Regions from separate parts of the Homo sapiens genome. Here region 1 is linked to region 2. A link is a contact called in ENCODE POLR2A ChIA-PET data. All regions are on one chromosome and are shown on one strand. Each heading gives the region's core, a stretch centred on a gene start or an enhancer-like site at or near the end of the contact. The rest is flanking DNA. Distances are from core to core; before and after follow the strand shown.

Region 1 (6,088 bases), core at 70-2,569, 270 kb after region 2:
AAAAGTATGAATTTAAAGTTTGGAAACATTTTGAGTGTCTCAAAGAAAAGAGCTGTGTACCAGCTTTTGTGTTACATTGCAATTTAGGATGAAGCTGACAATCAACACATTTGAAAATATAACCTATCACTAAATTCCTTGATCAGAAAAATCAATTTACGTAATTATTCCAAAATCCATTCAGAAAATGACCCTATTCAAACTCCTGGATATGCCAATATTTTAACAAGGGTAACTCATAAGATGAATTCTCATAAAATAAGGGAGGATTTAAAACCAAAAAGTTAAAAAAGGAGAGAGAGATTGACTTACATTTAAAATCTCATTCATCAGGTTCAGGACCAGTAAAAAGGGCTGCACAAAGAGCTCTGGTCTGTTTACCTTAACATCAGCAGAGACATATTGTCACAAATAGAAAACCTGAATTCTGGATAGGAAAGTCTGTTTTCAGAGAGCCAACATATAACTTCTGATGGCTGATATTGAGATTCAATCAAACTTGGCACCAATTAAAAGACATTGTTTGGAGAGCACAGGCTTAGTGTTTCTATTATCATCAGCTGAAATATAAAGATTATAATTTGATCTTTCAAATTTGGAATAGAAAAATCTGTTTTCAGAGAAGCCAACATATACTATTTAATAACTTTTGCAAGGCAATATAAACTTCTCTTCTTTTCACAATGAAACAAGAAGGAGCACCCAAAGAGAAGACCTCATGAAAGGCTCCTTTCAAACAGTGGCTCTTGCTGTGTCCTCTTGATTAAGGGCTCATAAATAAAAGGACACAACAGCTGCAACTTATGATTAACCATGGTATAGTATTTCAACCAGTGAATAACATTACAGTTATTAGAACCAACAAAACTCCTTATATTCACTCAATACATGACCTTGGCTTTGTCTGGCCTGTAGGTGACCTGAATTGAAGAGAGATGTCTGGGTTAAAATTTAACTTAGAGTCTGAAAAGCTATGTCACATGGCTGGGAAGTCAGTAATGTTGCAATTTCAGGAAACACCCTCCTTTAAATGTGATTGGATGGTATAAAGGTGAATCTGAGTGTATCTGAGTATATCATAAAGCTAACTAGTCAGACTTGGACAGCCCTTGAATGATGTCCAAACATTTGTGAACAGTCTGAGTAAACCACTCAGGTTATTCTTACACAACCAAGGTAACTTTACTGCCTGCCATGGGCAAGTAAGTGCTCTCTAGATTATAGTTGTAAACAATTCTCAAGTGATTAATGACACATATTCTTTCTCTGCCCTCTACTGAGGGCAGAACTCTCTTAAGGAAAACAGAAAAAGTCTTCACCCTTTGATTTACAGGCTAAGACCAAAGCAATCTGAGTTTCCTCTAAGTATGAGAACCTATTCTGAGTAAGACCTGGGCTCCCAAGAGAGACCACAGAAGACAGGAAGAAAGGGTCTTCCATTATCTCCTTCCCTAGAAAGTATGCACTGAGAAGCTGCTAATGTTCCCCAAGTCTCAGATGGGTTCAGGACCGAATTCAAAGAAATATTTTCCCCATGACCATAACAGATGAAAACTAAAAGAGTATGACTTTTCTCATTTTAATTGGTAAGTAACCATATCACTTAGTTCTTAGACACTTTCTTATCATGGGGCCTCAAGTTACCTTTTATTGGGTTGTCCTACTAAATGACCTGATCATGTAATGGTTTCAAACTCTGTTATACAGAAGCTCAAGTTTCCATAAAGCAAATCTATGGCCTCCACAGAAACCATGATCCAAACACATATGCTTAATTTTTGTCAGTTAATCACCAGTTCATATGTTAACCCTGCAACAGAAGTTGGGTTTCCAAGCATGAATACTTAATTATTTAAGCAATTACATTTCTTCTCCCATCTCTGCCAAGAAAACACTCGATTTCTCTAAAAATGAACAATAACATTTATTTAACACAAGTACTTTTTTATATTTATAACATTCTTTTAAGAAAGGATATTGTCTCTTTTTTTAAAAAAAAGCTTGTAGTAATATAGCATTAACTAACAGCATTTAGATAATTAACATTGGGAAATAAAGAGATGCATATTTCTCAGGAAAATGGAGTTTGCTTGAATCTTCCATTTCATTATTACTCATAAAATGTAAAACACTAACCACATGAAGAACTTAAAATTCATTAGACATTATTTAAATCAATGGGATAAAATGCTAGCTTCTAGAGAGAATATAGATCATGATGTACAACAGTACTGAGCACAGATTACATCCTAAATGGACACTTGTTAAATTAAGACAATTAACCATAAAAGTAAAAACTAACTTTTTAAAAATGGAGTCAGGAAAATTTTAATCTGAACTTTTCATCTTGATGTCTCCAGAATATAGAGTACATAGAATATAAAGCATATAGAATATAGAGTGCCTTGGATATAACAGGCATCAACAATGACTGATTATGTGAATGAATGAGCTTATTGATTAATTAATGGAAGAAGGGCAACTGTATACTAAAATTAAGATAAGCTGAGAAGGGATAGGGTCATTTAGGTTACTGAATATAGTAGGAAAAGATGTCCATTTGGTGGACATGTTTTTTAAATCTGTTTTTCTATACATTTAAAACTCTGCTTATACATGTTTATCTATTTATACATTTTTAAAAATCTGTTTCCATATATACTTTTCAAAGAACAATTTAAAATCTGAATCAATACAAAGTAAAGATATTTCAGCCTTGATTTTCTAGCACAAAAAAAGTACCTGGACCAGCCTTTTAAGTAGGGAAATGTGTTTATTTTCTTTGAGTGCCTAATGTAAATTAAAGGTATTGATTTCAGGATTATCTTTCAAGGAAACTACTAAACTCTTTTGTTGAATCAAATTACTCCGAGCAAGTTTTCTACATCTAGCTTTTAGAAAACATGCATAAATATCATTTCCTTTAATATGTCAGCAACTTTTAGTGGGAGAATTTTGAAATTAATTTGAAATTATTTTGAAATTAATTTGAAATCATTCCACTTCTTTAGCAATGGTAAAAAGCATCTTTCAAAAGGAATATTTAAGGGAATTTAAATTTAAGGGAGGCCAGGTGCAGTGGCTCATGCCTGTAATCCCAGCACTTTGGGAGGCTAAGGCAGGTGGATCATCTGAGGCCAGGAGTTCAAGGCCAGCCTGATCAACATCGTGAAATCTAATCTCTACTAAAAATACAAAAATTAGTCGGGCATGGTGGTGGGTGCCTGTAATCCCAGTTACTCAGGAGGCTGAGACAGGAGAATTGCTTGAACCCTGAGGCAGAGGTTGTAGTGAGCCGAGATCATGCCACAACATTCCAGCCTGGGTGACAGAGTGAAACTCCATCACAAATAATAATAATAATAATAAATTTAAGGGAAGGGGTAGTTGCTTTTTTTCTATAAGGAATAAATAGTGAGGAAAAGGAAGTTTGATCCTAACCATATCTCTCTGCTGTTTAATACCTCAAGTCTTAAGATTTATAGTTTCTAATAAAACATTATCAAGTGAGTAGAAAAATGGATGAAATTTGTTTTTAGTCACTGATCTATAATTGCCACTAGGAAATCAATATTTTAGGTTGAATCTCTCAACTTTTGAGATTAGTAGCAAGACAGTAAACAAATATTACTTGGTTTGAAACATCTACAAAAAAATACTTGTTAATGTCCCCTTTCCATAAAGAAATAGACACTAGATGAACTGAGGAAATTATGTAGTGGTCGCTCATATTCAAGTACTTATTGAGTACCTCTGGTGATATAAGAATGACTAAAATATTGTTCCTACCCTCTGAAGGCTCACAGCCCAGGTACAAATTCAGACCTGGCAAATACATCAACTGTATACTTATGATTTGTGTACTTTACGATATGTAAATTATATAGTAACAAATATATAATATTAATTATTGTAAAATATAATACATATGCAGCAATAAATTACACAATAAAAAATTAAAAGAAAGATTAGGACTGGTAAGGTAAGTTAAACTATAGCAGCAGAACCACTACAATAGAAGTAGAGAACAAGGAGGAGGAGTTGTGCCTAGGGGGAGGAGCAAAGCCTTATCAAAGAGCTATAAACATACGAGTTTCACCAAGCAGAGAAGCTGGCAAAAAGCATCCTAGTGGAAGAAAAGTCGATGCAAAACACAAGGATGAGGAACAGCAAGAAATCAGTGTGTCTGAAGCACATACATGGCTAGAGAGGTGACCCAAGAAAATCTTACAAACTAAGAGAATAAATTTGGATTCTATTCTTTAGAGAAGAAGTCAAAAGAAGTCTCTAAATAGGAGAGTGACTAGATCAGATTTGTTTCTAGGTGGATAACTCATTCCACCTTTCCAAAACAGAGGAGCATCACCTCTAAATTCCATTTGATTTCACAAGTTCATTGCTAGAAAGAATGTCAGTGTGGAAAAAATTGCTTTGATGAAGTAATCAATTCACGATTCCCATTATCAACACAACAATCACAAGTAATGGATTGGCTAATACAAAAGTAGAGCCATAGACAAACCTAATATTGTTGCCTATAGCAACTGCTTCTGAAAGATCATTCCAAAAAACTCTTTCTTACCTAAAAGAAGAAGAAAGAAGAGGAGAAAGAAGAAAGATGGGAGAAAGGGAAGGGGGAGGAGGGAAAAACAAGGAGAGAAGGGGAGAAAGGAGGAGGGGGGAGGAGGGACAGAAGGGAGGAGGTAATGGAGGGAGGAGGAGGAAGAAAAAAAGGAAGAAGGGAAGAAGGAAAAAGAAAAAAGAAGAACAACAAAGAAAAAAAAAAAGAAATCACTATCCAGCTCTCCTTTTTAACTTTGTAAGACATGTACCACTGAAATCACGGACTAAATGACTCTGAAAGAATATGAAAAATTAAGACAACTGGTATTACAAAGGGTTTTATAAAATATGTCCAGGCCGGGAGTGGTGGCTCAGGCCTGTAATCCCAGCACTTTGGGAGGCTGAGGCGGGTGGATGACTTGAGGTCAGGAGTTCAAGACCAGCTTGGTTAACATGGTGAAACCCCATCTCTACTAAAAATACAAAAATTAGCTGGCCATCGTGGCGTGCACCTGTAATACCAACTACTCAGGAGGCTGAGGCAGGAGAATAGCTTTGACCCAGGAGGTGGAGGTTGCAGTGAGCCGAGATTGCGCCACTGCACTCCAGCCTGGGTGACAGAGCAAGACTTCACCTCAAAAAACAAAGAAAAATAAACAAATAAAATAAAAATATGTCCAAAATGTATTAAGAGAAAAAGATGCAAAACAGTATATAATATATAAACACATTCTTTGTGAAGCAAATGAATACTAAATATGTTAATATACGCATTGAAAAAATTTGAAGGACTGTATACAAACATGCTAATATCAGTTAAGTCTAAGATTATGGGGAACTTTTTCCCTTCCTCCATAGTGTATCTCTGAAAGGTCTGAATTTTAAGGGTATGTATTACTTTTACAAACATAAAAGCATATGAAGGATAAATGTAATTTAAATGAGATCTCTTGATGGTGGCCCATAATCACAAAGGTTGTGGGAAGTTGGATAAGTAAAATAAGCACTTCCATGTGGGTGTCACCACTAACAAGCAGGTTTCCCACATTTCTATGTGGTCAGCATAACATCCCAAAGGGATAGTTCTTTTTTTTTTCTTTTTCAACTTTTATTTTAGATTCAGGGGATACATGTGCAAGTTTGTTACCTGGATATATAGTGTGATGCTGAGGTTTGCGGTATGAATGATCCCCTTATTTAGGTACTGAGAACAGCACTCAACAGTTAGTTTTTCAACCCTTCTCCCCAATTCCTCCCTCCCTTCTCTAGTAGTTCCCAGTGTTGACTGTTGCCATCTTTATGTTCTTGAGTACTTAATGTTTAGCTTCCACTTATAAGTGAGAATGTGCGGTATTTGGTTTCGTGTTCCTGCCTTAATTCACTTAGGATAATGGCCTCCAGCTGCATCCATGTTGCTGCAAAGGACATGACTTCATTCTTTTTATGGCTGCATAGTATTCCATGGTCTATATGTACCATATTTTCTTTATCAGATGGGCACCTAGGCTGATTCCATGTCTTTGCT
Region 2 (6,712 bases), core at 2,108-4,607:
TTACTGGGCTCTTTTCTTTGTGCTTGGCACTGTTGTAGGTGCAGGGGATAGAGCAGGGAATAAGACAGAGAGGTCCTTGATCTCATAGAGCTGACATTCTGGTGGCAGAAGACAGACAATACAGGGAAGCCTTTGGGCTTTTTCCACTGTGACATTCCACTACGTGCTCCTCACTCTAGGGCATTCAATCCATCCATCAACAAACATTTATTGAGTACCACACTCTGGGCCAGGCAGATTCAATTTACACTCTGTAAATGTGCACTTATTAAAATACTGCTACCTGTTTCTACCTCAGTTTATTTTTTAGAGGCAAGCTCTGAATTTTCAGTGGGACTCAGCAGATCTGGGGCATTTTCTGTAATCTCACTCTGTTCCCTTCTCTAGGGCCCAATACGGTGCTTTTCAGCTGAGGGCTCCTAGAATGATGGGCAGGCATCTTCCTCACTGTTCTTCACTTCATCCCTATGCTGGTGTGTGGAGGTTTCTCTCCAATGACAAGTAGAAACACAGAGGCCTATGTACTCTAAATAAAGCGTGGAAGGAAAATTGGCCATTGGGGCCCATGGGCTTCTCCTTGTAAACTCTCTCCTCCTTCTTTTATGTCCCTCTCCCCAGGTTTCTATTTTGCTCTTAGTAAATAAGCTGTCAGCTAATTATCTCTACCCCTAAAGTGAGGGCTGGTAAACCTTCACGCATTAGCCCTCTCAGGTGTGTCTGCATTGTAATATAAGACTCTCAAAAAAGAGAAATGGTCTGTCATGATAGAAAGTGCAATAGGACTTGGGTGGGTAGGGGAGACTTCCAGGGTTCCTACAGTAATAATGCTGATGAGAACAACAACAACCAATGGACGTTAATCTTCACAATAATCCTCAAAGGTAGGTAGCTTATAAGTACTGAAGCTGGGTTCCAACCCAGGCTACCTGGTTCTGTACTACCTGGTCTGTACTTTTAACCACCATGATGGCAGCTCCCAATCTGCCACATACAACTCAATCTACTTTTCTGGGATAATACATTAAATGAGGCAGGATACATAACAGCAAATAAGGGCTTTTTTTTTTTTTTTTTTTCCCTGCATGGATATTGCATGATTCAAGACAAAGAAGGGAGCTGGACAGGGTATCCGTGCGGGCTGCCTCAGCTGTTCGCAAGCTTCCACACTGGCAGTCTTCATTCTGCCCTTCATCCCTGAAAGTCTAAATACAAATGTCACCTCTTCCAGAAGCTTCAGCCGATTTCTCCAGCCTAAAGTCATCTCTCTCTAATCTCTTCATACTTTATCTGTACTCTCTAATTATTAGTTTTCTTTACTGTTTTATGGTTAATGTTACCTCAATTTAACATAATCTATTTGACCCATTCTTGTTGTTGCTGCTCCTTCTGGTCCCACAAACCTCTAGTGTGGTGCTATATACGTAAGAGAAGCTTCATTATGAAATACAAGAATGAATGAGTGAATAAATGCACAAATTGATGACCCACAGAAGCTCTACTGATTCATATCCATTTTTAGGACTTATCTGGTTCCCTCTTCCCAGAGTTAGGGGACTCAGAAAATGCCATAGAAAACAGCAGGCTTCCCAGTCAATCACTGCCAAGATTCTTGGCTTGGCCAGGCCCAAAGTCAAGTCTTTGGTTTCAGCTTGCTATAGCATCACATGTTTTTCCTGGCCTGATCCCACTTCCAAGAGGCTCAGAAAGTGGAAAAGGAGCCACAGAACAGAAAGTGCTGGGCATAGTCACCCCAGGCCTTCTCCAGGATGGCGACACCTTCTAGGGATAGTGTCTGGGTCCTCCTTTTTAAAGTATAGGTGTGGCCCTCATCTGAGGCAACCCAGCCCAGTCCTTCTCCATGGGTGGCTAGGAAGGCCAGTGTGGAGCAGGCAGCACAGAGATGTCAGGAACCTTGGGCACAGGCTACCCTGGAGGCTGCTTTTGTTTGTTTGTTTTTTTGAGATGGAGTCTTGCTCTTGTTGCTCAGGTTGGAGTGCAGTGGTGTGATCTTGGCTCACTGCAACCTCCGCCTCACAGGTTCAGGTGATTCTCCTGCCTCAGCCTCCCGAGTAGCTGGGATTACAGGCACCTGCCACCACACCCAGCTAATTTTTTGTATTTTTAGTAGAGACCAGATTTCACCATGTTGGCCAGGCTGGTCTCGAACTCCTGACCTCAGGTGATCCACCTGCTTCAGCCTCCCAAAGTGCTGGGATTATAGGTGTGAGCCACTGTGCCCGGCCTGGAGGCTGCTTTTATAGACTTCTGGTCCTGGCAGTTTACATGAGTTCCTGCAATACAGCCCCAACCTTAGGAAAAAGTGAGTTTTGCCTATGTGGCCCAGGAAAGCAGACATGAATAGGCGGCCATGAGGCTGAGGGTAAGCTGGCACTGATTCTTCTACTTTCTCTTCTCTAATTCCTGTGCCAGGAAGGCTTCCTGTACACCAGTCATGAATTCTTCCTCTCTTCTATTTCCTTCCCCTTCCCACCCCAACCCCAAATCTCACATTGGTTGGGAGGTGAAAGGAAGAGTGAAATGACCTGGCAGAGGAAAAGTATAAGCAGAAGAGTTTCTTCCTGTAAGGACAGGTGGTAGGACTGGCTTTCTTTCTATCCCTGCTATCTGCTATAAGATGTGGGGCCCAGAGACAATGTAATACGTTCAGCAAAGAGAAGTTCAGCAAGAAGCAATTGAAGTAGATAGCTCCCCAATATGACTTTGCATCCATACACAATTTCCTGTCCTGCTAGTTTTTTAATCCTGTCTCAGTCTCCCTCATGATCAGCAAGATTACGTGGTCGTTGATAAATTCAGTGGGGATTTCCTTGTTGAATGTGTCTGATGCTTTTCATCTGCATGCAAGGGTCCTGTCGAGAAATTAGGGAGGAAGCCCACTGACTGAAATGTCCTTCTACAGGGACCCTATTATCTCACTTCAACTGGAGTCCTAGGCTAATAAAACCCATTGGTAAGTTAAACAAACCTTTCCTCTAGCTATGCCAAGTGTCTGCGACAGAAATCCTTCATGCCAGGGTTTTCCTCCTTGTCCAAGACTTAGAAAAAAGTTGTTTTCTCAGCTGCTTTGAAGCTCAGGAAGAGAGCCAGGGAGGCAAACAAACCAGTTAGTCTTGCATCAGATAATTCAACAGGCTTTTGATAACCCCAAAGTCTTCTGTCCCTTCCCAGGTTGAGCTGAACTCTCCAAGCCAAAGGACAGAAGGGCCGGAAATGCTCCAGACAGGAAGATCTGTGACTGGAATGAGGCCATAGGATCAGGGGAGCTTGAAGTGTACCCAGTGATCCTCACAGGAATTCCCCATTGTGTTGCGAGAGCTGGAGGGAAAGGTGGCAGAGGTCCAACTCCCAGTCTGTAGTTGGATCTTAGACTGATTAGAATCTGCTTCATCACTTGGAAAATCACTCTGCATGGAACACTGAAGCCTCAACACCAGCAGCTTTGCAGGATTATGCGGGCAGAGCAGAGAATGAGTTTAGCGGCATCTAAACTGCCTTCTCATAATAGAAGAGCAAGATCTGTAGAAGTAATACAGTGCTGGAAAATGGCAGGATGGAAAAATGAACTGTATTTGAGCAGGCATGAATTTATTAATTTGTCTACATGTGGCCTACTTCCCAAGTTTTTCTACAGAAATTAGGGGACATAAAGTAAGCTGATCTGAATCCCTAAAAAATATAATATAAATAATAATATACAATATAATAATATGATATATAAATAATATAATTGTAGTCTCTGGGAAGAGTCTCTTAGGAATTTTGACCCTGAGGTTATAAGATCCTATTTCCTCATAGAATATCATTATGCTCTTGTATAACACCTCTCTGGTGATTGTTTTCAAAATGTTTACCTATAATATAACACATCAAGTTCCCAAAGTATAAGAAAGTATTGCCTAGAAAAGAGCTAGGGCTCCTTAAAGAAAATATTAATTTTTTCTGATCAGTAGGATGTTAACTTAGTAAATTATGGAATAGTAAATAGTTCAGGGTCAGAATGACATTTTGAGTTTACGGTTTTTTCCTCAACATTTTATTATGAACCTTTTCAAACATAAAACAAAAGTGAAAGAATTTTATAGTGAATACCCATAAACATATCAACTGGTTCTGCCATTAACATTTTATTACTTGAACCCAGGAATTTGAGGTTGTAATGAGCTATGATTAGCTCTCCAGCCTGGGTGACAGACCAAGGCCCTGTCTCAAAAAACGGAAACAAAAAGACCAAAATAATTTTATTACACTTGTTTTTTAGCACATATCTATTTATCTATCAACCCATCTTATTTTTTGTTCTGGTTGTTATTACATTTCAAAGTAAATTGCAAACATCAGTACACTTTTCTCTAACTACTTTAGCATGCATATAGTTAACTACAAGCTTAATATTTATTAACACAATTTAAAAACCATGTTGGTTTTTTTTTTTTTTTCAGTGAACTTTACATGTGGTTTGAAAGTGTTAATAATTCCTAGGGCTGGGCGCAGTGGCTCACGCCTGTAATCCCAGCACTTTGGGAGGCTGAGGTGGGCGTATCACGAGGTCAGGAGATTGAGACCATCCTGGGTAACATAGTGAAACCCTGTCTCTACTAAAAAAAAAAAAAAAAAAAAATACAAAAATTAGCTGGGCGTGGTGGCACGTGCCTGTAATCCCAGCTACTCGGGAGGCTGAGGCAGGAGAATCGCTTGAACCCAGGAGGTGGAGGTTGCAGTGAGCTGAGATTGTGTCACTGCACTCCAGCCTGGCAACAAAGCTAGACTCCGTCTCAAAAAAAAAGAAAGTATTAGTAATTCTTCCTGAATTATACCACAATCAGAGAAAACTTATCAACTACAAATATATGGTAGTATGCAAATTTATACAGTCAAAAATATGGGCCACCAATTCTTTCTACATTAATATCAGCTTTATTTAGGTATAATATACATGCAATAATTTTTTAACATAAGCATTTAAACTGTATATTTCCCTATAACTACTGCTTTAACTACACCACATAAGCTTTGATATGTTGTATTTTTGTTTTCATTTTCACTCATTTCTAATTTCTCTTGTGATTTATTCTTTGAACTATTGCTTATTTAGGGGTGTGTCTGTGTGTGTTTTTAAATTTGCACAGAACTGAGAATTTCCAAATTTTCCTTTTGTTACTGATTATCGATTTCATCCCAGGGCTGGGCGTGTTGGCTCACATCTATAATACCAGCACTTTGGGAGGCCGAGGTGAGCAGATCACTTGAGGCCAGGAGTTCAAGACCACCCTGACCAACATGGCAAAACCCTGTCTCTACTAAACATACAAAAATTAGTTGGGTGTGGTGGTGCATGCCTGTAATCCCAGCTACTCAGGTGGCTGAGGCACAAGAATTGCTTGAACCTGGGAGGCAGAGGTTGCAGTGAGCCAAGATCGTGCTACTGCACTCCAGCCTGGGTGACAGAGTGAGACTCTGTCTCAAAAAAAGCAAAAAAAAAAAAAAAAAAAAAAAAAAAAAAAAAAAAAAAAAAAAAAAAAAAATCATTCCATTGTGATTGGAGAAGTTTGTATGATTTCAATCTTTTAAATTTATTGAGGCTCAACTTGTAGTCTAATTTATACTTGAGAAGAACATGTATCTGCTGTTGTTTAGAGTGTTCTATAGATGCCTTTGAGGTCTAGTTGGCATAGAGTATTGTTTGAGTCTTCTATTTCTTTGCTGAACTTCTGTCCAGTTGTCCTATCCATTATTGAAAGTGGGGTATTGAAGCCTCCAGCTATTATCATTGAATTTCTATTTCTCCCTTCAATTCTATTAGTTTTTGCTTCATGTATCTTGGGGCATAGGTGTTAGGTGCACATACATTTATAGTTATGTCTTCCTGATGGAGCAATCCTTTTATAATTATAAAATGTCTCTTTTTTTGTTTCCAGTAATGATTTTTGTCTTACAGTCTAATCTGTCTGATAGTAGCATAGCCATTCCAGCTTTCTTTACTGTTTGCATGACATGTATTTTTCCATCTTTTTACTTTCAACCTATTTGTGTCTGACTCAAAGTGTGTCTCCTGTAGACAGCATATATAGTTGGATCATGTTGTTTTTAAAAAAAATTATTCTGTCAATCTCTGCCTTTTGGTTGGAGCATTAATCAACTCACGTTTAATGTAATTATTGATAAAGTAGGATATATGCCTGCCATTTTGCTATTTGTTTTCTGTGTGTATTTCCTTTTTGTTCCTCTGTTTTGCCATTACTATCTTCTGTCATTACTGCATTCTTTGTGTTAGGTATTTTTCTAGTGTACAATTTTAACTCTCTTGTTGTTTCTTCCACTATGCATTTTTGAGTTATTTTCTTAGAGGCTGCCCTGAGGATTGCCATTAACATTTTAACTTAAAACTAGTTCAGATTGATACCACCTTAATTTCAATTGTTTGCAAAAAATGTGCATCAATATAGCTCTATTCTCTTCCCCTTCCTTGTACTATTGTCATACAAATTACATCTTTATACATTATAAGCCCATCTACACAGTTTTATAATTCTTGCTTTTTGCAGTTATCTTTCAAATCAGATGGGAGAGGAAAAGACTTACAAATGAAAATACATTCTATTGTCTTTTGCATTTACCTACATATTTATCTTTACCAACACACTTTTTAAAAAAAAATTTTTTTTTTAATTTTTTGAGACAGAGTCTCGCTCTG

Evidence for each region. ChIA-PET counts read pairs that join two places held with the same protein, here RNA polymerase II (POLR2A).
Region 1: POLR2A ChIA-PET joins it to region 2 with 24 read pairs in A549. The contact joins two enhancer-like sites. POLR2A ChIA-PET finds 5 or more read pairs at or near these places in 2 of 52 experiments (A549 and SK-N-SH).

Annotation. Positions count from the first base shown.
Region 1 is chr14:68,186,945-68,193,032 of GRCh38, reverse strand. The region is part of intron 7 of RAD51B (RAD51 paralog B); the gene reads right to left. Among named protein-coding and RNA genes, the nearest start is that of RAD51B, 370 kb to the right of the region's middle. RefSeq lists an enhancer at 847-1,141. Within about 2 kb of position 1,319, at least 7 of the 41 ENCODE cell types and tissues checked have a DNase peak (open chromatin) inside an H3K27ac peak, as active enhancers do.
Region 2 is chr14:68,455,701-68,462,412 of GRCh38, reverse strand. The region is part of intron 9 of RAD51B (RAD51 paralog B); the gene reads right to left. Among named protein-coding and RNA genes, the nearest start is that of RAD51B-AS1, 230 kb to the left of the region's middle. Within about 2 kb of position 3,357, at least 26 of the 41 ENCODE cell types and tissues checked have a DNase peak (open chromatin) inside an H3K27ac peak, as active enhancers do.